Linked DNA regions of Homo sapiens: region 1 is linked to region 2. A link is an interaction called in ENCODE POLR2A ChIA-PET data of the cell type or tissue named here. Cell type or tissue: PC-9. All regions are shown on one strand. Each heading gives the region's core, and the rest is flanking DNA. Links, peaks and the distances in the headings are about the cores only.

Region 1 (15,652 bases), core at 4,641-12,640, 61 kb after region 2:
CATGGTTAACAGTATAGTATGGCTTTCTATCTCTAGTAATCTTGTTTTCACTTGCCCAGGGTATAAATGACTTATCGCTACTTTAACAGTGAGTTACAATGACACTGAGCCCACCTTGTACAATACTTTCCGCAAATACTTCTGAGAGCTCTAGTGGATGTCTCACATGATGTCACAAACCCATGTGTCCACTGCAGTCATAACTAGGGCTCATGGAGGCCCAGGAAAGGACCCTCTGCTGGGAGTGTGCCTTGAGGGGTCCCCAGCATCCATGGCTGCCGCTTCCTCTAATGCCAGTGGAGTTCTGGAGAGATGCTGGGTTCCCTCCAAACTGGATACAATGTCCTTTCCCGCAGTCTGTGCCAAGATATGTCACCTAGATCCCAAAGCAACAGTGCCAGGGCCCTTCAGCCTCCTCAGGAAGGCTGTCTCTGTTTCTATCTCTTGCATCAACTCTCCCAAATTCAGCTGAAAATAGCCGCCTCCATCGGGACAAGTCTAGGCTCCCTCCGTCCATAATTTCTCTCCTCAAACCTCAGGGTAAAAAAGAAGGGAAGGCAGACCAGGTTCCCAAGGCAGGGCCATCTCCATCGCTGAACCAGAACAGTTAACATCTGTATTTAGGCTGACAGTAACTATAGAGTTTTAGGTTCGTGTTGATTTTCCCAAAACAAAGCAAAAGTCTGCCCCAGAGGTGAATTAAATTCTCTACCTCTAGCAAACTGCTAGCAGTTTTGCTCCCTTCCCCCAGCTTTTTTTTTTTTTTTTTTTTTTTTGAGACGGAGTTTCCAGGCTGGAGTGCAATGGCACAATCTCGGCTCATTGCAACCTCCACCTCCCAGGTTCAAGTGATTCTCATGCCTTAGCCTCCCAAGTAGCTGGGATTACAGCTGCACACCACCACGCCTGGCTAATTTTTATATTTCTAGAGACAGGGTTTCACCATGTTGGCCAGGCTGCTCTCGAAGTCCTGACTTCAAGAGATCCTCTCACCTTGGCCTCCCAAAGGGCTGGGATTACAGGCGTGAGCCACTGTGCCTGGCCCCTTCCTCCAACTTTTCTAGCCTTCTCCTCACCCTTTTTTAAAACCTTAGGGTGCAGCTTAGCCAGGGATGTCACCTAGTGTTAAAGATGGTGAAAATGTAGGGGAAAGGTTAGAACGGGGAAAAGGATTCCAGGCAAGGGAAACAACTCCGCCAACAGTGGAAGGGTAGCCGGAGTGTGCATTGTGCCCCAGGAACAACGAGGGGACTGATTATGCTGGAGCCAAAAGTCTGGAGGAGAGGAGAGGGTGCTGTGGATGGAGAGGAGCCCCTGGGGGAAGCGGTGGAGGGAGGGAGGGAGAGCAGTGAGCTCATGGAGATGCTTGAGGAAGATGGACTGGCTGGTTGTGAAGGGGGAGGTTGGAGGCATGGAAGCCAAGTGGGAGGCCTCTGCAATAGTCCAGATGACAGCTTGACCAGGGCAATGGCAGCAGGAATGGGTGTGGGAAAGGATTGGCTGGGGGAATAACTTGAAATGGTTTGATAATGGATTAACTGTGGGAAATGAAATGGAGGAAGATGTAAGATATGACTCAGTGTTTCCAGCTGAAGCACCTGGAAGCGTGGCGGAGTCACTTGTCAGAACAGCTGGATGCCTGGGGAGATCTGGTTTGGGGGCAGGAAGGTGGATATGGCTTCAGGCACACTGAGCCTCAGTTGCTGAGTTGGACAGTCAATGGACACTTAGAAATGGGGCGGAGGAGGGACAGTGAGGCTGGGAGTAGACACTCTGAGTCACCTTTTTAGAGAACATAACCAAAATCATGGGCTTTCTCCTTGGGAGACAGTCTAGAGCAGGGAGAGCGGGAACGGGACTCACCTCTCTTCTCACTCTGCAGGAGGAAGCAAGAATGGTGGGAGTCCTAAGCGGATCACTAAACAATGCAGTTCTGCTCCCACAGTTGCCTGTTGAGGGCTGGTCCTGGGTTTACCTTCTAGATCCACTTTTACAAGTGACCTGGGGGATTCTGGGAGGGTCTCAGCAGGGAGCAGCATGGCCAAGATGTCACAGAATTGGGAAAGAAAAGCTGCAAGTTGGTGTAGGTGGGTGTCAGCAAGGGGTGGCTGAGGATTCTTTGTGTGCACTACAAACAGAACTGCAAGCGAGAGTCACGCTGCAGCTGGAGAGACTCATGACAGACCTAAGCCAAGGCTTTAACGGGCCAACTCCTAGGATTCCAGACTGAATGACCTTTTCTCTCTATTAGTGGGCCTCCTTGCTCAGAATGGAACAGGCAATGAATGCCACCTTTAGTGAGACCTGAGATATCTCTACAGCACAAGGCACATCCTGGGGGGAGGAGATTATCACCTGGGGAGAACCCACACATTTAGACCTCTCAGACACATGGGACACCCCACCCAGACACAAACACATACTTGGTATATACATGCAGAAACAGCTCCACCAACTCCATAGGAAACATGAAGAAAAAACATCGTTTGGCAACTATCATGTATCAGGTATTTTGCTTAGAGCTTTCCAAGCATTTGCATATTTAGTCTCACAACAGTTGTGAGAGAAAGAGATTATTTTCCCATTTTATGGAAAACCAAGGCTCAGAAAATATTTTGCCCAAGATCACATGCCTGGAGAATGGCAGATGTTTCCTGACCCAGGTCTGCCTGGGCACGTATGTGTTATTCTCCATTCCTCGCCTGTGTGTGCACCGTGGACTCATACACACAGCACTTACCCATCCCCTCCGGACACGAAATTCCCATCGACCTCACATTCCTCGAGTGCACGGATCTTCATTCTGTTCACAGGTGTATCCCTAGCATCTAGAACAGTGTCTGGCACATAATCCACACTCAGTAAATATCTTGTTGCTGTGTGAATGCACACACACACACACACACACACACCCTTCACATACACTTACATACACATACAATCTAGCATCTGAAAGGAGACCCCTGCTGGGAGAACCAGGCCTTCCCGGCTGCCCCCACTGGCCTACTCCTGGAAGGGAGGCCTCACACCATCAGGCCACAGCTGGTCCCCCAGTCTCCTTCCTGGAACAGGCGACCAGCTCTCTCTCTAGCCTTAGGAGGGTCCACCTCCTTCTTTTTTTAGCTCAGTGAAAACGAAGAGTTTCTCTAAAACATCTTTGCTGAGAGAGAAAGTAGAAGAAAATGAATCAAGAGACTATAAGCACTTGAGTGGGTGAGTTTACAAGATTCTTATCTTAAGCGATCCTGGCTGGGCTGCTGGAGCGATGGGCTCACGGAGACCGGGCCCTGGCTTGGATGCTCTGGCCTCATTAACTCAGAAGTGAAGGGGGTGGGCACAGCTGCTCAATCTGGGAGATCCTCTCTTCCTCCAGATCCTGCTGCCGCTCCTGCTCTCAGGCCATAGACCCTTCTGCCATTGTGGCCTTGAGCTAATTGCAATTTTATACCCTCCTTGCCATCTGCTGTGCCTTAGGCTGTAAACCAGGCAGCTCCAACCCAAACCATTCAGTTGGACTGTGTCAGTCCCCTGCTGAAAACCCCAGCAGTCTTCGTTCCTTCCTAGAGACCCAAGGCTCTGCCTGGGGTGACTCCTGCCTGGAGCCGCCTCATTCCACTCCACTCCTTCACTGGGTCTCCAGCTCCATTTGCAAAGCAGTTCTGAGTGATTTACCAGAGCCTAGGAAATAATCCAATCCTTCTCACACCCCTGCAGCCCCTGCCACCAATACACAGACACACACACACACACACACACACACACACACACACCCCAAGCCTTCCCAAGGCTCTACTCATTCAGACACCTCAGATGACTCCAGATCAGACTCTGGACCAACATGTCAATATCGCCAAGGCCTCTGGATTAAAATGTAAATTCCTGAGCTCTCCCAAGATCTGCTGAAACAATCTCTGCGGTGAGGCCCAGAAGCCAGCACTTTTAGCAAGCTGGGGAGCAGTGCTCACACTCCAAAGTCCAAGAGCACCACCCCGAATCTAATAATTCCACACACATCCCAATGCATATATAATAATAACAGCTAAAACATTTATTGAGCACTTACTATGTGCCAGGAAGTATTTTCACGTATTAACTTGTTTACCCTCACAGTGGAGTTGGGGGGCATGCTGTTATCCCTGCTTCACAGCAACTTGCCCACGTTCACACAGCCAGTTGGTGGGAAAGTCAGGAATGGAACCCAAGTCCCGTGGCTTTTGAACCTCCATACAGCCACCACACTTTTTCTAGTACACATAAGGGTACACCCATGCGGACTCCAACACCTACCACACACAGGACCCCACCCCTCAGATCTGCTCACCAAAGGGAGCCCGAAGTCCAGGGTGTTGTAAAAGGCTCCTGGTTTCTCTTTCACCCCAAGTCTGGCCTACTCGTGTCTGAGCTGAGAGCCAGCAGCCACAGCCAATGGGGCCAGGGAGTTGGTGAGCTGCGGCTCCAGGACTTTGGCAGCAGCCACAGGCCCCCAGGCCCAGCACTGCCTGCCTCAGTGAGTGTGCCCACCACAGGCCCTGACTGCCAGGGGCCCTGCACCCTGCCCGCCGGCCCCCCCTGCCCAGCGTGTCCTGGCTTCCCGAGACCTGAGCCCCCTGACAGGGCCCTCCCGGAATGCTGCAGTCAGAGAGCAGATGTGCTTGCAGCGCTCTCCAAAAACGAGTCTTCTTAGGAATCCTGCCATGGGGGAAAGGCAGGGGTTGGGGGAGGGATTGGAAAAACAACCCAAATACCATAACACAGAAAAGCAATCCAAATAAAAAGCAGCAACTGTGTGTCTGGAAGGAATAAACTGAGGAGGAGAGGCGCGGAGTTGTGCAGCGTGGCCGTGAGGCTGCCAGCCCTGGCAGCCCGCAGATGGGGGCTGGGCAGCAGCTGCCAACAGGCCACGGGGCTGCTCTGGCCAGGGGCTGGGGCACTGGTGGAGCAGAGTCTGGGCTGACTCGGGGGCATAAGGCGTGACTCGCAACCCGAAGCTTCCTCCTTCCCGGGGCTCCGGGTGCTGCCTTCGGCAGTCCCCAGTGGGCCACAGAGAGGAAGTGTGGTCTCAAAGGGGGCTTTTGGAGCCCCAGCCACCCCATGACCTATCTGGAGGGTTCTTCTCACCCTTCTCCACCTAAAGGGTCTGCTTGAGACCATGGAAAGAGCCAGAATGATGCCCCTTCACACTGGCATTCTGAGCATAGGGCAGGCGGCAGGGGTCTCACAATAAGGCAGGGGAGCCCTGACTGTAGAGGAGAGAGTGGGAACAATTTATTCTGGGGCCACAGAATGCAGAATCACAATGCTGGGGTTCCCACCCAGCCCTCTCCTGACGAGCAGGGTGACCTTAGGCAAGTCACTTACTCTTTCTGAGCCCAAATCTCCTCGATGTCAAATGGGTACAATGAAGTTTTCTCTGCTCACCTCAGGGTAGAACAAGACTGATAATGATCGTGAGAAGCATTTGGAAGCAGGAGCTGCTGTCAGCTCCCGCTGTCCTTAGAAGCTGGGTATGAGGTGCAGAGCCGGGCGTGTATCGCACCGCGATGCCTGTGTTTCTCTGAAAGAGGTGTCACTCCCATTTCACAGATGAGAACCGTAAGGCTCAGGGACGTTAAGGAACTCTGAGAGCTGGCAGATGACAGAGTTGACTCTGGAGCCCATGTCCTCTCTCCTGAGCCACATTGCTGGAGGGGAAAGTATTCTGATATTGCAGTCCAGTGGGCAGGAATGGGCAGTGTCACCACTGGTGAGCCCAGGGAAGAGGCAATGCCTAGAGCCCGGGCAGAGGAGACTGGCTGGGAAGGCTGGCAGCTGGTGGCAGGAGCCCTGTTTGGGCTCGGGCCTGGGTGAGAGGCTCAGTGGAGTGAGCTGTGCCCAGACCTGGAGGAGCCGAAGTCCCCAGTCCCCTATGAAGGCCTGGAGGCTGGCACACCAGCCGGGGTAGCCAGGAAAAGGGCAGCACCCAGGTGACAGAGGGTGTCAAGGCGCTGTGAGGAATTGTGATACAGGTCAGGGCTGAGGAACCAAGCAGGGAGCACATGATCTGCGAAGCGAGGCAGCGCAGCACCAGAGTGTTAAGAGAGGCGGGAGGAGCTGCACCGTCGATGGGGCCAACATGAAGAGAGGCCTAGGCAAGTCCCCGGGTTGGCCCAGGAATAAAATCCACAGCTGCTGCGGGGCCCTCCTCTCACATCACCTTCCTTCACTGCTCCGGGAGGAGGAGGGGGCTTCTCCAGGCCTGGGCTCGAGCACAGAAAGCAAGTCAGTGGTATGTCACAGGATGTGGAGCTGAGGAACGGGGTTTTAAGATGTACTTATGAGCTCTGTGACCTTAGAGTACACACTTACCCTCTCTGTGCTCAAGAGAGCCAAAACCTGGGCCAGGTGCAGTGGCTCACACCTGTAATCCCAGCACTTTGGGAGGCCAAGGCAGGTGGATCACCTGAGGTCAGTAGTTTGAGACCAGCCTGGCCAACATGGTGAAACCCCGTCTCTACTAAAAATACAAAAAATTAGCCAGGCATTGTGGCGTGCACCTCTGATCCCAGCTACTCGGGAGGCTGAGGCGGGAGAATCGCTTGAACTTGGGAGGCAGAGGTTGCAGTGAGCCGAGATTGCGCCATCGCACTTCAGCCTGGGTGACAGAGTGAGACTCCGTCTCAAAATAAATAAACAAAGATAAATTTTTTTAAAAAGCCAAAACCTAGACAGGAGCAAAGCCGAAGGTGCTTTCCCTCCAAGCCCCTGCCTGTTACCTCCTCCACGAAGCCTGTTTCTCTGGCAAAGTGAGTGAGCGGCTCCCTTTCCAGCGCCCTGTAGTGCCCCGCATGTCTCCCACAGGCCTTCCAGGCAGTTGTGACCGCTTCATTCTGGCAGCAGGTAGCAGAAGCGCATGTCTGTTGCCCCATCAGGGCTGTGGGCATCTTAAAGGAACCCCAGCTGGTGCCTGACAGAGGGGCTGGTAAATGCTTGAGAAATGGAGGGACTAAATGAACAGAATTTTATTGGGGAGCTTCCTAAAGGTAGTGGTTGGATCTTTAAGGAGTTGATGTTTTTGGATCATACTTTTTCTTTAAAGAAATCAAAGCTCTTTCTCGTTCCCAATGCTTGGTCTTAGCCGTACCCGTTTCTAAATGTTAGAATTCTCTTAACAATGTTTATTTATTCATTCCACAAATGTTTCTTAAGCATATACTATGCGCCAGGCTAGAAAGCAAAATCTTAGAAGACATGGCCTCTGTCCTCAAAGATGTAACTATGAAGTGGCCAGAAATGGGTGCAGACAAGCACGTGGATAATTTTAAGCTATGACCCTCTGGAGGATTCTATAGGAACCCATGAAGGAGGCTCCACCAAATCCATCCAGGAGGGACCAAGGAAAGACAAGGCTGCCACGTGTGGCTGCACAGGTCGTGCACTGCACAAGCCAGGATACCTCTTGGAGTTGTGTGATGCGGCGGTCTAGTCCTTCCAGGCCAGGAGCAACTGAAGCGCTGTTGCTGCCCCCACCCCAATGCCCAACCCCATCCATCTATCTGGTCCCAGAGCATCTTTCCCCTCTGGCTCCTCTCCTCAATAAAAATTCCTTTGTCCGACCTTCCAGAGGTTTCTTTAGAAAAACTCTCCAGTAGTTCTTGCTGTCCCCTTTCTCCTGCCAGCTCTATAAAGCAAGCTGGCTCCTCTCAGAGATTTACGTTTTTGGGGAGTGTGAGTCACGGGGAAAGAACTCTTTCCACAGCTTTCTAACCTTTGATGTGACCTCCAATACCCTGTGGCTAATACAGAGTGATCTAAATCTCACAAAGCTCATACACACAAGAGCTGCACTGCATTGGGCCGTGAAAAAGGCCTCTGGCTAGCCAGCTCCTGCCACCAGCTGGAGGAATGTTCTCCATTCCCACCTACACCAACAGCCCTCCTCCAAGATCCTTCCACTCTCCTGGCAGCTCCTGCAGGGGCAGTGGCCCAGGGCCCCAGTGGCTGGGAGAGAAGGTTTGCTAAGCCCTCCCCCGACCCCATGTCCCACCAGTCCATAGCTGGACCCAGAACCTCAGCTCCTCCAATTCTGGCAAGAAAGGCCTCAGTTGTTGAGCAAGAGAGAGAAAGACTGGAGAAACAGACATCTAAAATACAGCCTCCTTGATGAGAAGAACAGCTGGGACCAGAAAGATGCTTGTGAATTATGGGTGACATGACTGTTGAGGTCATGCCTGATGTGGACACAGGCGGCTATGGGCCTGGCTCAAACTGAACTTTCTGGAGGTTTTCCTGCAAAGCAGAACGATGTAAGTGAAATCTACTTTTTCCATAAAAATGATGGCTTTTTGAAGACCAATCCATCAGCAACAAATTTAATGAGCTAGAAATGACATGCCTGCTCTCCACACACTATACCTCTTTCTCAAGCAGGATACAGAACAAGCAAGGCAAGGTGGTAACTAATGAGATAATATCAATGAAACGCCTCGCCCAGTGCCTGGCCTATAGTAGGCGATCAATAAATGCTCACTGTTACTATAATGTTTTATTTTACTATTTGAGCAATCCCTGAGAGAGGAACTGAGTAGTGCAGAGAGAGGGGCTATAAAGTTTCCAGGAACTAGTCTGAGGGCCTGCCTGCCCGCGCGCCCGGGGAGGGGCCCGGGAGACCTCCGGCTAGGGTTTCACATCAGGAAGTTGGCTGACTGCGCAGAACGACACTTGCGCGCTACTACTGCTCATGCTGAAAATAGCACCACCACACAACCGGCCACAAAGGCAGGGGGACAGGCAGTGGCAAAACCGAAGTCATGGCCGGCTTCAGGATACTCAGTCTGGGATGGATGCCCTTTCCTTCCTCCCTCCCCTCCTCCCCATTCCCCATAGCAATCTGGAAGTCAGAGGGACTCAAAGCATGTCTTTGTCACTGGGTTTGGGCCCCACAGGCTGTGGGGTCCTGGGCCACCACACCCTCCCAGGGCAGGGAAATGGAGCCTGGGCTGGCTGCCAGCAACCTTCTCCTGGTCTCCGCAAACCCGCCCCATCCATCCCTCCCGTTCTAGGAAGTAGGCCACATGGACATTTGACCCAGACTCAAGTCAGGAGAGGGAGTTCCTTTCCTGCCCCTCTGAACACTGCGGGGGTCTTGCACCCTGGAAAGCCTTTTCAGAGGTTTCTCTTCTCCCATGGCCGGGATGCATCAGAAGGGACACAACAGCAGGAACCTTGGTTCTCTTTCCCGAGGGTTGAGGCTGGGTTGTGGGAAGGACTAGGTCATATTCTGCTGGGCAGCCACCTAAGAGGCCCCAGATGTGGCACCAGCTAATCCTCCGTACTCTCAAAACACCACCTTTGACATTGAGGCATCTGCCTTCTCAGCCTGTTAATCTCTTACCCAATACCCGGGGAAGATTACCCACTACGAGTGCAGTGGCGCGATCTCAGCTCACTGCAGCCTCCGCTTCCTGGGTTCAAGCAATTCTCCTTCCTCAGCCTCCTGAGTAGCTGGGATTACAGGTGCCCACCACCAGGCCAGGCTAATTTTTTTTGTATTTTTCGTAGAGATGGGTTTTCGCCATCTTGGGCAGGCTGGTCTCGAACTCCCGACCTCAGGTGATCTGCCTGCCTCAGCCTCCCAAAGTGCTGAGATTACAGGGGTGAGCCACTGCACCCGGCCTCTTTTTTTTTTTTTTTTTTTTTTTTTTTGAGATGGAGTCTCACTCTGTTGCCCAGGCTGGAGTGCAGTGGTGCGATCTCAGCTCACTGCAGCCTCCACCTCCCGGGTTCAAGTGATTCTCCTGCCTCAGCCTCCCAAGTAGCTGGGATTACAGGTAGTCCCACCATGCCTGGCTGGTTTTGTATTTTCAATAGAGACAGGGTTTCACCATGTTGGGCAGGCTGGTCTCTAACTCCTGACCTCAGGTGATCTGCCTGCCTCAGCCTCCCAAAGTGCTGGGATTACAGGCGTGAGCCACTGAGCCCAGCCTCCCCTACCACCAGTCTTGTTTCCCCACCTCCCTTTTAGTGAATTGCTCCCTTTCTCTACTGAACGGAGAACCAAAAGGACTTCCTTTGGGCATGTGCAGGGGCTCCAGACACAGGGAGAAGCCCCAGGAGGCTTCCTAGAGTTCATGTTTACTACACTTATGTTTAAATTCCAGGATTTGTGGTCAGGAGACATTGTTTTATCACTTACCTCTCATCATCATCGTCATTTACCCTTTAGAACCTCTGTGGCCTCATTTGTGAAATGGAGATAATAACGTCACCCACAAGGTTGTTGTAGAGAGGAGTAGATGAGGTACGAGAAAGTACTTTCCAAACTGAGGGGCCACATAATACTTATGATTATTATATTGCTGTGAGTTTATAAAAGCAGCCACTGTCCCTCAGAAATACCTCCAACGCTTGTGTATGTTGTTCAGGGAAACACTCCCAGAGCCTTCTAGACTGGAGACTGGAGTCTGTCCCCTAACTCTGAGATCCTATGGTGGGGCGTGGCCGGGGCTGGAAGGTGGGGAGGGGGCAAGGTCAGCCCCCTCACTGTCCTCATTCAACCTCCAGCAAGGACAGTGATTATAACCCCCTAAGAAACAGCGACATTCTCTCCCCAGGAAGAATGCACTTCTGAGGGATTACCTCACCCCTTCAGAGCCAAAGAGACACAAAGAAATGGCTAAATAGCCAGCCTGAAGTCACATGGCTTTCCCAGCCCCAGCCCCCCACACTCAGCCGTGAGAGCAGAGCATTAAAAGAGGCCAATCCCTAAAGTCAAGTCCAGGGTCCTCCCCCAGCCCCAAGAGCCTGGCTTAGGAGGGGCCAGGAAGACAGAGGCACCAATAACAGCTATTGTGTGTCGAGGCTGTTCAAGGTGCTTTATGTCCATTTTCTCTCCCTTGACCCAAATCACAGCCCTGTGAGACAGGAGTCATTATGTCATTTTCCAGATGAGGCTCTGACTGCATTTAATTTTCCTGAGGTTGTTCATTTAGTAAGTGGCAAAACTGGATGAGATTTGAACCAGGGTCTGATTGGGTCCAAAGCTCATGACCACTCCACCCACTGCCTGCTTTATCTGGGGACCAACCTAAAATGCCAGGGTGGGCAAGGCTATCTTCTGGGTGGGGCCTCCCACCACGCCGGGAAGAGGAGAGAGCCTCAGAGAAAAGGGAAAGTTGTTGACTCTCAGTGACCACAGTTCTGGACACCTATCAGCCCTGCAGGCACCAAAGACCATAGGGCTGCCTTTGCACCCGGCTGGGAAAAGGGTCAAGGTTGGCTTGCTCCAGAGCTGGGCTCTGAACCCAGGGGAGGCACTAGGAGCCCCATTAGGGGAAAGTACACCTGCTGCAGTGGTCTCCCACTTCCCCTCCTGCTCCCTGCAGAATGACAGGGACCTGTCCATGGGACCGAAAGGACCCTGTTCCTGGAGCACAGTTGGAGTGAGGATACAGCCCTTCTGTCTTCCACTGCCAGACTGGGTGTGGGAAAATCTGACCGAGTCACCACCCCAGAGCAGGGCCTGGTGGCCTTTCCAGCGGGCTCACAGAGCCTCCCACCTCTGTTCCTGTCCTCTTCTAGGAAGGTGTGGAGGAGACAGAAGATGAAGGAGTGCGGGTCAGATTCGATGGTTTTTGTTGGGATGGATTACCCCCAAAGGAATTTTTCTTTCCCTTTATTTAAGTCCTATAGACACATTACAGAAAATTTGGCAAATAAAAGAAATAGAATTACGTGTGATTTCACCATCATATCACAACTGCTGGGAACATTCTCATGTATTCCTCCCCCGCTCTCCTACCTCTTTATTTTCCTTTTTTTAGTGTTTAGTAATGGTGATTATGCTACTTTTAGAATGTGGATCGGATGCTGCCCCCACTTCGCGGCCATCATCCTTGTCTTTCCGTGCCACTGTGCGGTTTGCCCGTCCTCCTTCTGAATGGCTGCAGGTGAGTCCATCATGTGGGTGGAGGCACCTCTGACTTAAGAACATTTGTATTTGAAGTCTTACAAAAGTAGAAAAACTGAATCCCGTTTAGTCAAGCCTTTAACACACCACCTATTTTGAAAACAAAGCAATTACATGGACTCAGAGCTGGTCCAAAAAATCCAGGCAGCCCTTGGTGGTGGCAGATTGGGGAGGGGACCTGCAGGTGGTGGAGGCACTAGTAGGGTAGGGTTAGGGCACCTGCCACCCACCCAGGAGCCACCAGAGTCAGGTCTCTTGCCTTCTTGACCATGAAGGACCTGTGCTCTCAATAGTGTTCCTGGGTCAGAGAGTTGCTAAGAGAGACTGAGTGTGGGAGAATGATACATTAGAATCCAAGGAGCCTCTCTCATTCGCCCACTGTCCTTTTCAGAGCTGTCCTGTCCTTGTTAGAGGCCTGCCTGCGGAGGGCAGCCCTGAAACTCCCCTGGCTCTGAAACTGCTCGGCGCACAGCAGAGCGCAGCACAGACCCGAATCCTTATGGGCCCCGAGGCTAGCTCTCCAGCCTCTCAGCCTGCTTTTGGATACTCTCAAACAGGTACTCTGGGATGGAGGTGGCGGCACACCTGTAATCCCAGCACTTTGGGAGGCCAGGGCGGGTGGATCACCTGAGGTCAGGAGTTCGAGACCAGCCTGAGCAACATGGAGAAACCCCCGTCTCTCCTAAAAATACAAAATTAGCTGGGCATGGTGGTGCATGCCTGTAATCCCAGCTACTCAGGAGGCTGAAGCAGGAGAATGGCTCAAACCCAGGAGGCGGAGGTTGTGGTGAGCTGAGATCGTGCCATTGCACTCCAGCCTAGGCAACAAGAGCGAAACTCTGTCTCAAAAAAAAAAAAACAAAACAAAAATTAGTTGGGTGTGATGGTGCCCACCTGTAATCTCAGCTACTCGGGAGGCTGAGGCAGGAGAATAGCTTGAAGCCAGGAGGTGGAGGTTGCAGTGAGCCGAGATCATGCTACTGCACTCCAGCCTGTATGCTGTACGCCCAACCTGGGCAACAGAGCGAAACTCCATCTCAAAACAAACAAACAAACAAACAAAAAACAACTCAGGTACTCTGAGGTTTAGTCAGTATTTATCAAGGGGCTGCTGAATGCCTCATTTGAGAACTGTTGCAAACAGGAAGAAAGCACCCTACCCCTGGACGTGTAGATTCTTGTGACTGAATCACTGAAAGCAAAGGCAGCATAGTCTAGGGAGCAATGGCTGGAGTCAGGCTTGCCGGGGGGTTGAGTGCTTCCTCCTGGCTCCCCTCCACTGATTTAACAAGTAAGTTACTTTAACCTTTCTAAGCCTCAGCTTCTTCATCTGCAGAATGGGGTTAATCTAATTTACCTCGCCGAGTTGTGATAAGGATTAAAGATACTATACGTAAAGTGCCAGATGTTCAGGAAAGGTGTCCAGGTAGGCATTCAGGAAAGTTGGTTATCATTAAAGTAGCACAAAACACATGTAAAATGCTAAAGGGACAGCATATAAAGCACAGGGTCAGAGCATTGAGGGGTGAAGGAGCAACTGGTTCTTCTGGCGCAGGAATTCTCAACCCTTGCTATGCATTAGATTACCTGGAGCCCTTTAAACTATGCTGATGCCCAGGTCCCAACCTGACCAATTAAACTCACCCTGACTCCGATTAAGAATGGAGTCCGGCTGGGCGCAGTGGCTCACGCCTGTAATCCCTTCGGGAGGCCAAGGCGGGCGCATCACCTGAGGTCGGGAGTTCGAGACAAGCCTGACCAACATGGAGAAACCATGTCTCTACTAAAAATACACAATTAGCCAGGCATAGTGGTGCATGCCTGTAATCCTGACTACTCAGAAGACTGAGGCAGGAGAATTGCTTGAACCCAGGAGGTGGAGGTTGCAGTGAGCCAAGATCACGCCATTGCACTACAGCCTGCGCAACATGAGCAAAACTTTGTCTCAAAAAAAAAAAAAAAAGAGTCCACTCACGCCTGTAATCCCAGCACTTTGGGAGGCCGAGACGAGTGGATCACCTTAAGTCAGGAGTTCAAGACCAGCCTGACCAATATGGTGAAACCCCATCTTTCTAAAAATACAAAAATTAGCTGGGCATGGTGGTGTGCACCTGTAGTCCCAGCTATTTGGGAGGCTGAGACAGGAGAATTGCTTGAACCCTGGAGGTGGAGGTTGCAGTGAGCTGAGATCGCACCACTACACTCCAGCCTGGGCAACAGAGACAGACTCCCTCTCAAAAAACAAACAAACAAACAGAAAAAGAATGGAGTCCAGGCCTGGGCATATATATATATATTTTGTTGTTGTTGTTGTTGTTTGTTTGTTGTGTTTTTTTGTTGTTTTTTAATAGAAAACTTCCCAGGTGATTTCTGGGTGCATCCAAGGAGAACCAGTGCTCTAAAAAGTGTTTTGAAATGTGATTTGGAAAGGACAAGGAAGGAAACCAACACGTATTGAGTTAACTGCTCTCTGCTAGTAGATTTCACAGCTGTTGGCTTATCTCTTTCTCCTAGTAATCATCTGAAGCAGGTACTTTTAATCCCATTTGGAACAAAAGGAAATAGAGGTTTGGAAAGGTTACATACCAAATAGCACCGAAAGGGAAATCTGCCCACAACCCAGCCCAGGTACTTTCACTGCATGGTGCTCCAGAGCAGGCTGGCTGGTAGACATTACTGCAAGCCAACATGGGAGCCACATGGGTAATTTCACACATTCTAGTAGCCACATTTAAAATGTAAAAAGAAACAGGGGAAATTCATTTTAATAATATATTCTATTTAATCAAATATATCCATATTATTTTAACATGTAATCAATATAAAAATTATAAGCATTACTAATGAGATAGTTTACATTTCTTTTTTTTTTTTTTTTTTTGAGATAGAGTCTTACTCAGGCTGGAGTGCAGTGGCATGATCTTGGCTCACTGCAACCTCTGCCTCCCAGGTGTTCAAGTGATTCTCCTGCCTCAGTCTCCCGAGTAGCTGGGATCACAGGCGCCTGCCATCATGCCCAGCTAATTTTTGTATTTTTAGTAGAGATGGGGTTTCACCATGTTGGCCAGGCTGGCCTCAAACTCCTGACCTCAGGTGATCCACCCACCTTGGCCTCCCAAAGTGCTGTGATTACAGGTGTGAGCCACCGCGCCCAGCCTACATTACTTTTTTCATGCTGAATCTTCATTATCTGGGTGTATATCTTACAGCACATCTCAATTGGGATTGGCCACAAGTGCTCCATAGTCATGGGTGGTTGGTGGCTGCCATATTGGACTGTCTAAAGGGACGGGTGACCTGGAGCATCTTGAGCAGATAATAAGAGCAGGTGGTGGGGGCTGAGGACTTTCAGGCAGTAGGGAATAACCGCGGGTTCTTGAGTGAGAGAGTATCCTGGCACAGCGCTCTCACGCTGTGGAGTTTGGAGGCTGCCAAGGAGCTAGAACAAGAAGTTCAAGGACAATGAGAGATCGAAGGAGGAAACCCCAGCAGATGACCAGCCCCACAAGTAGGACTGGGAGCCTTGGCCCTTGCCCTCACCTGAGACTGGAGGAGACCCCAGACGGGGACTGTAAGTATGAATTTACCTCCATGGGGAGGTAGGCAGGTCACCTTGGCAGGCCCTGGTTGGGAGAAGGCTGTTGAGGACCCAGGGGCTGTTTTACGGTTCCTTTGGCTCCCCATTCACGGAAGCAGACTCACACCAGA
Region 2 (11,368 bases), core at 1-8,000:
GCCAATCAGTAGGCCTCCTAGGCACCACAGGCCATTCATCCAAATACATTTGCATTTAATCTCCTCTCCCAGGGAGAATAAATACAGAGGAAAGAATTGGAGGCCCAAAGGAATCAACTGCAAACTCCAGGAATAGACTCCAGGTTTGCCTGTCATTGGGGGCAGGGCTATCTTACAGCTTCCCTCAACCATCCCTGGAGAGGTCACTCTTTTGTTTTTTTTAGACGGTGTCTCGCTCTGTCTCCCAGGCTGGAGTGCAATGGCATGATCTTGACTCACTGCAACCTCCGCCTCCCGGGCTCAAGCCATTCTCGTGCCTCAGCCTCCAGGGTAGCTGGGACTGCAGGCGCTCACCACCACACCTGGCTGATTTTTGTATTTTTAGTAGAGACAGGGTTTCACCAATGTTGGCCAGGCTGGTCTCGAACTCCTGACCTCAAGTGATCCACCCGCCTTGGACTCCCAAAGTGCTGGGATTATAGGCATGAGCCACCACGCCCAGCTGAGAGGGTCACTCTTTTTATCTCTTCATGAGATACTGTCCTGCCTCCTCTGCCAAGGGAGCTGGACCTGTGACCCTGGGACTAGGGCAATGAAGGGGCCTTCTGGGGAGCTGCTGACTTACAGGACAGTCAAGTGAGATCCAGTCCAGGCCACCACCGGCCTGTGGAAAGCACACAGGCCTGGAGTCAGAATACTTGTGTTCAACTTCCACTTCCTAGCTGAGCGAATGGGCAAGTCACTTGACCTCCCTGAACCTCAGTGTCCTCAACTGTAAAATGGAGGTAAAGATAGTTTCCTCCTCACCAGGCTGGCATGCAGTCATGTGATAGAGGAGAGAGTGTCCCCTAAACAGTTCAGCTTTCAAACATGCATTCTCCTTAATGAGACAGGACGAACCCCGGGAGTTTCAGATCAGGAAGCAGCCCCCCTCTGCTCTTGCTCACACTTTGTGCCTAATCTGCTGTGGACCGAAAAGTGCTGGGCTTATAAATATTTGTTCCTTATGGCCAGACTTTCATGAGTTTTATCAGCCTAGCTGATAAGATAATCCTGGCCTGTTGGGTGAGCTCTGGCACCTGGTCTTCTGCATCGCAGGTGACCTCTCAGACCTAATTTTTTAATACCTAGCAAGTCAATACAGAGGCTCTCAACTTACAGGCTGGAGAGGAGGGGCATCTGAGGGGGCCTCCGAAATTAATTCTCTTTGTTTCTGGATCTGATGTCTAGAGTTGACCGGAGACTCCGAGTTAACACCTTTCATGCCAGATGGTGACTGGGTCTCCACTGGCTCCACTGAGCTCAGAACCAAAATGGTTTTGAAAAGACTTGAATTGAGCACACTTCTCCTTTAATTAAGTGCGAAATCTCCATATCTATTTCAGCCTTTGAAAACCAAAACCCAGGAAGGCAGGTTCCCCGGGCAGAGAGAAGAGGTGTGCAGAATTAATATTCCATCTCGACTTTTCCTGTGTAACTTAATAAGTTGCCTAAGCTTATCAGGGACCCTGGCTGCATTTAGCCACGGGGCCGGCCTGGATCACACGAGGCCGCGTCACCTTCCCAGTTGACAAAGCTCACATTAGCACGGTTGACCAGCCAGAAGGGCCACGAGGCAATGCAAAGCGAGCCAGGGTTAAGGTGAAAAGCTGGGACCCGTCTCACCTTGATGAGTAGCACGTTACCATTTGGTAACATGTCCCTTCTCTCTCAGATGTTTTCGCTGGATCCTCCCAGAGTGCCCCCCACCCACCCTCCATGCAGCCTGAACTGTACCTGCTTTCCTGGGTGCTGACTTTGGGGCCTCCGATTGGCCCCAACTGCCTTCCACTTCTCCCAGGCTCATTTTTTCTAGAACTATTCTGGGACTGCCCCAGCTCTGTACGTCCAAGAGGACAGGCAAGCGCCTGGACTAGCTCCATCCTGACCGGCAGCAGCCTCTCCCCCAACTTCAGCCCCTCCTCTGCATCCAGAGGCCAAGCCCAGGCTTGCTTCTCTCTGGAGCTGCAGGCTCTCAAGGACTCTTGTTTCCCAAAAGGAAAGGTCCCATAGAAAATCAGAGGATCCTTGCAAGGGAATCCTTAGAACCAGTGTGGGAAAGGCTCCCCTGGGCATTCACCTCTTTCGGAACATCCGCTGAGCTGAGGATTCTCTCCAGAAGAGGCACCTGGTCAGGGGAGGGGAGGAAATACCAAAATGGAATTTTCCCCATAATAACAGAATTCTAGAGCCAGAAGAGATTTCAGACACCAACTAATCCAATCCTGCTTTTTAACAGACGGATAGACGGAGGTTCCAGGAGGGAGAATGGTCTTTCTAACAAGTTCTAATAACTAAGGCAGGACAAGTGGGGCTTTAGCTCAGGACATGAAAAAAATACAGAGAGAAGAATGAGAGAAAGATGAGAGAGATGCAGAACCCCTCTGTTACAGGAGTTGGCCCACATGCTCGAATCACAGAGAAAGTGGGACGTCTTGGTCCTCTGCGACATGCCCCCTGCTCTAGGACACCTCTGTGGTCTTGGTAGAGTGTCTGTCCCTTTGAACGCCCGAACAGGCACCATCCGTGTGCTCCTGCCAGCGAGGGGTGATGTGTCCCGCTAGAGGGGTCAGAGGCAAGGGCTCTGGGGTCCGGCAGACTTGGGTCAAATCTTGGCTCCGCTACTCGGTTGTGTCTGTGAGACTCAACCAAGTTATTGAATATTCTTTGTGCCTCGGTTTCACCATTTTAAGGATGGGGATAATAGAAATCACTTCATATGGTCCATAAATGCAATAATGTGTGTAACATGCCTGACATATATTACACCTGAACATAAGCTCCACGAAGGCAGACACTTTATTTCCTGCCATTTCCTCAGCATCTAGAACATGCTGTATATATAGAATGAATGGATGCAGCATATGTTCATCAATTATTTTCCTTAATGGTTATTGTTATCATTATCATTATTACTGCCCAGAATATCTTTTTCTTTCTGTCTTTTTTCTTTCTTTTTCTTTTTCCTTCTTTCTCTTTTTCTTTTCTTCCTTTCTTCTTTCTTTCTTTTCTTTCCTTCTTTCTTTCCTTCTTTCTCTTTCCTTCTTTTTCCTTTCTGCCCTCCTTCTTCTTTCTTTCTCTCCCTCTCCTTATTTTTTCTTTCTTTCTCTCTTCCTTTTTCTTTATTCCTTTCTCTCTCTCTCTCTCTCTTTCTTTCCTTTTTCTTTTTCTTTTCTTTTTTTTTTTTTTGAGACAGGGTCTCTCTGTGTTGCCCAGGCTGGAGTGTAGTGGCATGATCACACAGCTCACTGCAGCCTCAATCTCCTGGATTCAAGCAATCCTCCTGCCTCAGCCTCCCAAATAGCAGGGAACACAGGCACATGCTACCATGTCCAGCTAATTTTTTTATTTTTTGTAGAGATAGGGATCTCATTTTGTTGCCCAGGCTGGTCTTAAACTCCTGGGCTCAAGCTGTCCTCCCGCCTCAGCCTGCCAAAGTGCTGGGACTACAGGCATGAGCCACTGCTCCTGGCCCCAGCGTATTTTCTGGTTCTACTTCATCCACCTTTTCTTTCTTACCCTGGACTCCTTTCTGTTGAAGCCAATTTTGCTCACACAGTACTTACTACTTGCATCAGTGTGTGCATGTGCACCCCAGCAGCCACACATATTCACACCTGCGCATCCCTAAGCTGCTGTTTCTGACTCTCAACTTGTCTCTTCTCACCTGCAGGGGGAGAGGGAGAACCATGAGGCTGAGTCCCAGCCCTTGCTTTCCTACCCAGCCCCTTTTCCATCCAGTGTTCATATTGCTGCCGCTTCATGTACTTTACACTCCTGGCTACCCTTCTCTAGCATGCTTTGTGCTGCCTAATAAGTCGAGGGTGGTTAGAAAAAAAATCCCACCACTGTTTCTTCCTTTCCAAAGAAGGCTGTCCACTTACTTCTGTTTTGACTGATTCAAAACTGACTGATGTAATTCCCTTCTGCTTTGACAAATGGGGACCTCAGCAAAGAAGGAAATAGAGCCAGAGTGAAAAGAGAAGGGGTCAGGGGCTTTCTGGAGATTTATGAAGTTCCCATTCGAGCACAGGCAGCTGGACAGCTCTCCTCCTTGTGCAGGCCTTGAGTTTCAGAAAAACACAAGACTCTGAGACGCGCCTTCACTTGAGTCATTTGGGTGGAGTTGGTGTGTTTATCTGTGCTATCTTCCCATTTTCCTCTCCTTCTAGAGTTGAGAACAGTGAGTGGTGAGCGGCAATGTCTGCTTTCTTCTATTCTTGGGGTCCAGGACACTGGGGCAAGATGTAGAGAGATCATCCTTCAGTTCTCAAATCCCATTCTAACCCCCTTTCCCCACCCCCGGGTTTAGAGTTTTAATTTACTCTGTATTAATGACAATCTGGAGGGGAAAATGTGTAGGAAATTGATAGACTAGATCAGCCATGGTGGCTCAAGCCTGTAATCCCAGCACTTTGAGAGGCTGAGGCGGGTGGATCACCTGAGGTCAGAAGTTTGAGACCAACCTGGCCAACATGGTGAAACCCCATCTCTACTAAAAATACAAAATTAGCCGGGAGTGGTGGCACGTGCCTATAGTCCCAGCTACTCGGGAGGCTGAGGCAGAAGAATCACTTGAACCTGGGAGGCAGAGTTACAGTGAGCCGAGATCGTGCCATTGCACTCCAGCCTGGGCGACAAGAGCAAAACTTTGTCTTGAAAAAAAAAAAAAAGAAATTGATAGACTAGATTGTAATACAGCATGAATAACTCAACCATGCAAATTAACACAGGCTCACAAGCCTAGGCCTGAAAGAATCAGACCACTTATTTGCTTCTATTATTAAATAAGAATTTGCTTAATAATAGAAAATAATAATAATTTAAAATAAGGCCTATGGCCTTGTAACACCAGTGGTCTGCCAGAGACTGGATTGGTGTGACCTGAAGATACACTGTAAAGTGAAATATTCAATCAGACAAACCTTAGGAGTTTGCTTGTGTGCCTCCTTAACGTACACAGCCAAAAAACAGATTCTATTCACTTTCTCTTTTTTTTGAGACCAAGTGTCACTCTGCCACCTAGGCTGGAGTGTAGTGGCGCAATCTCCCCTCACTGCAACCTCCGCCTCCCAGGTTCAAGCAATTCTCCTGCCTCAGCCTCTAGAGTAGCTGGGATTATAAGCATGCACAGCCACGCCCAGCTAATTTTTATATTTTTAGTAGAGACGGGGTTTCACCATGTTGGCCAGGCTGATCTTGAACTCCTGACCTCAGGTGATCCAACCGCCTCAGCTTCCCAAAGGGCTGGGATTACAGGCATGAACCACCGCACCCGGCCTCATCTTCTTTTTAAATACTTCACTGAAAAAAGGTCTCAGTGTACTAAATTAATGGAAATGTTGGCTCTGTGCAGATAAGTGGTTTCCATCCTTTGGAGGCTGGCCTCCTTCTGTTTGTCTGAGCTCAGGTCTCAATGGGCATGGTGCCTGATGCCGAGTTAAGTGTCCAGCAGCCCCTGCCCCAGCCAAGCAGGGAGGCCGGGTGAGGTGGTCCCCCTAGTGGGGCACCAATGGGCTAAGGTAGGTGGCAGGAATGTCTCTTACCATGATCACAGGCCCTTTGAAGGGAGGGAAGAACCTACTGAGTTGAGAGTAGGTGTGTGCATCGAGTTCAGCAAATCGACAAAGCAGGTTCCAGTGCATTACTGGAGTAGGAGAATCTGAAGTTGCATCAAGGCCAGAGTGTGGAGCCAGGGAGTCATACAGCTGAGGACATTCTCCCCTGGCCTGGCCCTTATGCCCTAGACGCATGCCCTGCCTGTGGCCAGAAGAGCTGCGCACAAGGCACTGCCTGCTCATCCGTTCAGTGTCCATGGCTCTGTTCTGCCCCAGATACGGGCTCCCTCTTGGCCCCAGGCGCTCTCCAGTACATCCTTCCTGGCTTGTCCTACCTAGACTTGGGCACTGGTTCTATCTCTGCTTCATGACTGTCTTGGAAATCCCATTAGTCTCAGCCATCAAGAATTGCCCCTCTCCCCAGGTGCCAAAACCTACCTTGGTCCCTGCAGCTGCACCTGACTCAGGGGCCTGGAACACCATAGCATTCCAGACTCCTGGCCTGGGGGGTGGAATGGGGAGGTGGCGTGAAGAAGGGGTGGGAACTAGAAAATAAGAGACTGGGTTGAAGTGGACAAGGAGGAGAACAATTTGCGTGGGTATTACAAAGACAGCTAAAAATATTCTCCCTGGGTGCTCGGGGTGGGGAGTGGGCTGAGTGCTTTACAGGCCCCGCGGTAGCAAGATTGCAACATTCAATTCATTTCCAGTACCCCTGGGGATAAACTGAGAACCCCTGCTGTCAACCCCAATGATGTGGCCTCAGCCTGATTCTTTGGCTTTCAGGTATGACCTCTAAGGAATGACAGAAGGGTTGTTTAAGTGGAGAAAAATGTTTTCAAACTCCAAGCAGTGTGCTAAAGCACTTTTTTTGTCCATTCTACTTTTGCTCCAAGAATGTCTTCTTTTTTACTTCTGGAGGTCTTGATGCTGACAGCAAGCACCTGGCTTTTTCTGATCTGAAAGTCCTGTTTGTCGCCTCACAATGGGCCTTGCTTCTATTTTATGATATCCTCTATTTCACACCCTCAACACTTGTCAGCAGAGGATATAGGAAACAATCAGCTCTATGAACTGGGCGCTATCAGTATTTGCCTTCCGGCCTCGTCATGGGTCACAGGCTCTGACGCAGGCATGATGCCATGGGAGACTTTACCTGGTTACCCAGCCGCTCACACCCCCAGAGGTGCACAGCGCTCGTCGTCACTCAGATCCATCCAAACAGAAATCTTTCCTTCAGAGTCACTCTCGCTTGGCCTCATCTTCCTCCATAAACCCAACCTCGGAAAATTTTCCTATCCAGCTTTAAAAACAATTAGTGACTACCTGAATGGGAACACAGGTGGCATATTTATCAAAATTTCAGATGATACAAAATCAAGTAGGAAATCATAAAATAGGGTAACAGAATAAGGTTCCATGTCCGCCTTGATAGGTTACAACAAGGAACTGAATTTAACAAGATGAAATTTATCAGCAGTAAATGTGAAGTCCCACCCTTGGGCTTAAAAAACAAACAAAAAAACCCAGCACAGCTGTACAAATTCAGAATTTGGAAAAAGAAGCTAAAAGTGCTACACATTGATTGCAAACTCATTGTGAGTCAAGAGTCAAAAAACCTAAGGCAAGTTTAGGCTGCATCATTGGAAATGTAGAATATGAACAAGGGAGATAAGGGAGGTGATGATCCTGCACTCAGCATTGCAGGACCACACCTGATGTGCCGTGTTTCATTCCTATATCACTCTATTTTTTTATTTTTTGGAGACAGAGTCTCGCTCTGTCGCCCAGGGTGGAGTGCAGTGGCACGATCTCAGCTCAGTGCAACCTCCGCCTCCCGGGTTCAAGCAATTCTCCTGCCTCAGCCTCCCGAGTAGCTGGGACTACAGGCGCACACCGCCACGCCCGGCTAATTTTTTGTATTTTATTAGAGACGGGGTTTCACTGTGTTGCCCAGGCTGTTCTTGAACTCCTGAACTCAGGCAATCCACCTGCCTTGGCCTCCCAAAGTGCTAGGATTACAGGCGTGAGCCACCGCACCCGGCCCCTACATCGCTTTAAAATGAACACTGATGAGCTCTGGTGCTTCAGAGAGAGGTGGAAACAGGGAGATGGAGAATCTGAGAATCTGGAAATTAAAAAAACAAATGAAGACCATGGCCATGAAAGAACTAAGGAAGTTTAAGCCAGAAGAGAAAAAAAGATTTAAGGGAGACATGAAAGCTATTTTTCAGGCCAGTCACAGTTGCTCATGCCTATAATCCCAACACTCTGGGAGGCTGAGGCAGGTGGATCACTTGAGGTCAGGAGTTCCAGACCAGCCTGGCCAACATGGTGAAACTCCGTCTCTACTAAAAATACAAAAATTAGCTGGGCGTGGTGGTGAGCACCTGTAGTCCCAGCTACTCGGGAGGCTGAGGCAGGAGAAACACTTGGACCCGGGAGGCAGAGGTTGCAGTAAGCCAAGATCACACCACTGTACTCCAGCTTGGGTGACAGAGAGAGACTCCGTCTGAAAAAAAAAAAATTATTTTTCAGCACTTTATGGACTGCCCTATACAAAAGGGATAAGGCTTCCCCTGCCCTGCTGCCCACCCAATTCTGGAAGACAAAGCTGGTCCATTTAAGTTAAAGGGAGCTAAATTTCAGTCCAGCTGGAGAAAGAAAAGAGCTTTCTTTCTCTTTCTTTCTTTCTTTCTTTCTTTCTTGCTTGCTTGCTTGCTTGCTTGCTTTTTGACAGAGTCTCGCTCTGTCACCAGGCTGGAGTGCAGTGGCATGATCTTGGCTCACTGCAACCTCTGCCTCCCAGGTTCAAGCAATTCTCCTGTCTCAGCCTCCTGAGTAGCTGGGACTACAGACAGCACGCCACCATGCCCAGCTAATTTTTGTATTTTTAGTAGAGACAGGGTTTCACCATGTTGGCCAGGATGGTCTCGATCTCTTGACCTCGTGATCAGCCCACCTCGGCCTCCCAAAGTGCTGGGATTACAGGCTTGAGCCACTGCGCCCGGCCAAGAGCTTTCTTTTCTAACAGTGAGAACAGCCCGAAGTTGGGATGGTCTGCTGGATTAGGTAATGAGCTCCCTGACACTAGAGATATTCAGCCAAAAGCTGAAGGATCACGTATCAGGGATGCTGCAGAGAGTATTCTTGTATTCGTCAGAGGATTAGATCTGATGACCTTCAAGGACGCTTTCATCTCAGAGATGCTCTGATTCTGGGGGAACTCTATTATAATTTATTATACCATCCCCTACATGAGAATATCTAATTCCTTTTGGTAAAGCAATAAAGCTTGTGAATTTAGGCAATATTTCCCAGTTCTTTTCAGACTCAGTTTTGAAATTTCGGATAAAAAGCATAGACTCTAGAGACAACTGCGTCTCTAGACCTTAACTCTGTTACTTATCAGCTGTGTGACCTTGGGCAAGTCACTTAACCTCTCTGGGCCTCATTTCCTCATTTATAAAATAAGGATAAGTATAGTGCCTACTTCATTGAGACGTTATGAGTATTAAATAAATTAGTATTTGAAAAGCACTCAGAACATTGCCACCACATAGTATTATAAATGTGTTTATTACATTAAAAATCATGTAAAATAGCTTAAAACAAGTACTAGGAACAGTCTCAAATGGTTTAACAAATGGTTTAAGGAGGTCCTCCTTTACCAACTTATCACCAGCAGCTCTGGAGGTAAAATAGCCAGGAGCACAGGGGTAGCAAAAAACAAAAAAACCAAAACAAACAAAAAAAAAACAAAATCACATAGGCTCCCTATGCTCTCAGAAGGAAGAAAAAGCTTCCTGCTGTTGGTGTACGGTAACCTCCACAAAGGCCTGTGTGTTTAATGACACCAGATTATCCCTACCTCCCCCATCCCTCCTCTCCCTTCTTGGAGTTGCTGGGAGGCCAGGGGTGTGCTGCAGTGTAACAGAGCTGCGTCAGGGGAGGCTGGGGGCCAGAGCCTGTTAGATATACAGGGCCTGTTTGAGGGAGCTTAATATCCTCTTACTGGAATAACTATTGTCCCAGCTTCTCAACAAATACCAACCGTCATTAATAAAAGGACTAATAAAAGCATTTATTGCACTCAGGCACTGGTCTTGCTTTCTGTAGCTCCAGGGCCTTGGCAGAGGCAGCCGTTGAGGATGAGGGCTGGAAAAGCTGAGGCTCCCCCTGCACCCAAGAGCTCAGCCCAGGCCTCCAGCCCAGCCCATCACCCTTCCTAAGGCCAAGGGCCGCAATCGGTGAGATCTCTCGTCAAAGAAGAGCCGGGCAGTCAGACAGTGGGAGACTGGAGCATGAAGATAATGTATCATTTAGGCATCAGACTCCTGGGTCATTGTAAATAGTGACTATAGGGTGGCGAAAAAGAAAAGGTTGCTTATCATGACTTTATTTCAGGAAGCTGAAAGCACATCGTCTTGCAAGACTTTTTCCCACATTTTACAGAGGGGGAAATGAAGGTACACAGGCATTTAGGGGCACATTCAGTCATGTGATATATGGCATCCTTGCCAGAACTGACTAGACTCCAACAGTCCTTACTCCCAAAACTAGTACCACACTGATAGAAAAAGGAAGTGTGAGGCTATATCTATCTCCGCCCAGTCCCGGATTCTGTAAACGCTGTGATCATTGCCATCGCTTCTCTAAATTATTATTGTTATTATTGTAATAACTAGTGGGTAGAGTTGAGTGGGTGGTGTCAGATAATTACTAAGACCCCAAAATTAAAGTGGTTGAGTCCTTAATTTTCCACGGCTGCTCAAGATGAAAATGAAAGCTGGCCTCCAGGGGGCCCTGGGAGGAACCCTAATCTTGAGATAGAGGGAGCCCAGGTGGGGAAGGCAATGGAAGAAGAGCAGGCCCAAAAGGCCTAGGAAGCCACACTTGGAAACTCTAGATCCTGGATTACAGGACCCTGAGTGAGAGAGCACAGTCAAACCAACCTGGCTTCACGTCTTGGGTCTGCTTCTCCTTTGCTGCATGACCTTGGGAATTTACCTAGCCTCTCTGAACTTCAAGTTCCTCATCCATCAAATGAGGATAATAATCATAACTAGTCCCTAGAGCTGTTGTTGTAAGTAAGGGTTAGAGGACAGAGTGTGAGAAATCCAGAAATGTGGGCTCTTTGCTCCCTGAGCCTAGAGCTTTGTCAGTGAGGAGACCACTAACTGTGGGGCTGCAGAACTTTCCTGGCATCGGGGACATTAGGAGGCAGAGTCCTATTCTCAGGACTAGCAGTTCAGTGGGAAACAACTTTAGCCTCAGTTTCCCCCCTATTTAAGACAGGGCAACAAAATCTCTTGGGCCCTCGGCCCCTCCCTGCCCCAAGGGCTGTCAGATGGATAAAGGAGACATGGTCCTGGGAGGAAAGGTGGGCGTTAATAACAGCACCGTGGACCTCTATTATTATTGTCATTATTCTGGCTCTGTCCTGTAAGCAGCGGGGACCCAGGTGACTCACTGTCTGCCTGCAGCAGCCCAACATCGGCCTGTTGGGACTTGCCGGCCTGCCGGGATTCCTCCACCAAAGAGGCCTCTGCTTCTTTCTCAGCTCCCGATGGGAGCTGTCAGGGTCCCCATGGCTGGGTGGAAAGGGAGTGGGAGGGGGCATTTGAGACCACAGTGCACAGCTCAGAGAGGCTGGGACACCTGTGCCAACAGCTACGAGTGAGCCTAGGGCATGGAGTGGCAGGAGCTGGGGCTCCTGGAGGTTGTGGGGTTCGCACCTGGAGAGAGTACCTGATTCCTTCGGAGTGGTC

What was found. ChIA-PET counts read pairs that join two places held together with the same protein. Peaks named below come from ENCODE experiments on the same cell type or tissue, not always from the same donor. Only the 100,000 strongest peaks of a DNase experiment are listed, where the experiment ranks them.
Region 1: POLR2A ChIA-PET joins it to region 2 with 11 read pairs; 8 of 35 experiments call an interaction of 5 or more read pairs at or near these places.

The regions. Positions count from the first base shown.
Region 1 is chr3:184,680,868-184,696,519 of GRCh38, reverse strand. No RefSeq gene overlaps it. Among named protein-coding and RNA genes, the nearest start is that of MAGEF1, 23 kb to the left of the region's middle. RefSeq lists enhancers at 5,563-6,063, 6,064-6,564. In PC-9, for the core only: no CTCF peak of the experiment used is centred there; a DNase peak (open chromatin) is centred at 7,749; H3K27me3 peaks cover 857 bases.
Region 2 is chr3:184,741,074-184,752,441 of GRCh38, reverse strand. No RefSeq gene overlaps it. Among named protein-coding and RNA genes, the nearest start is that of LINC02069, 26 kb to the left of the region's middle. RefSeq lists enhancers at 5,772-6,273, 11,278-11,368. In PC-9, for the core only: CTCF peaks have their summits at 3,509 and 3,712 (motif pointing right); no DNase peak of the experiment used is centred there.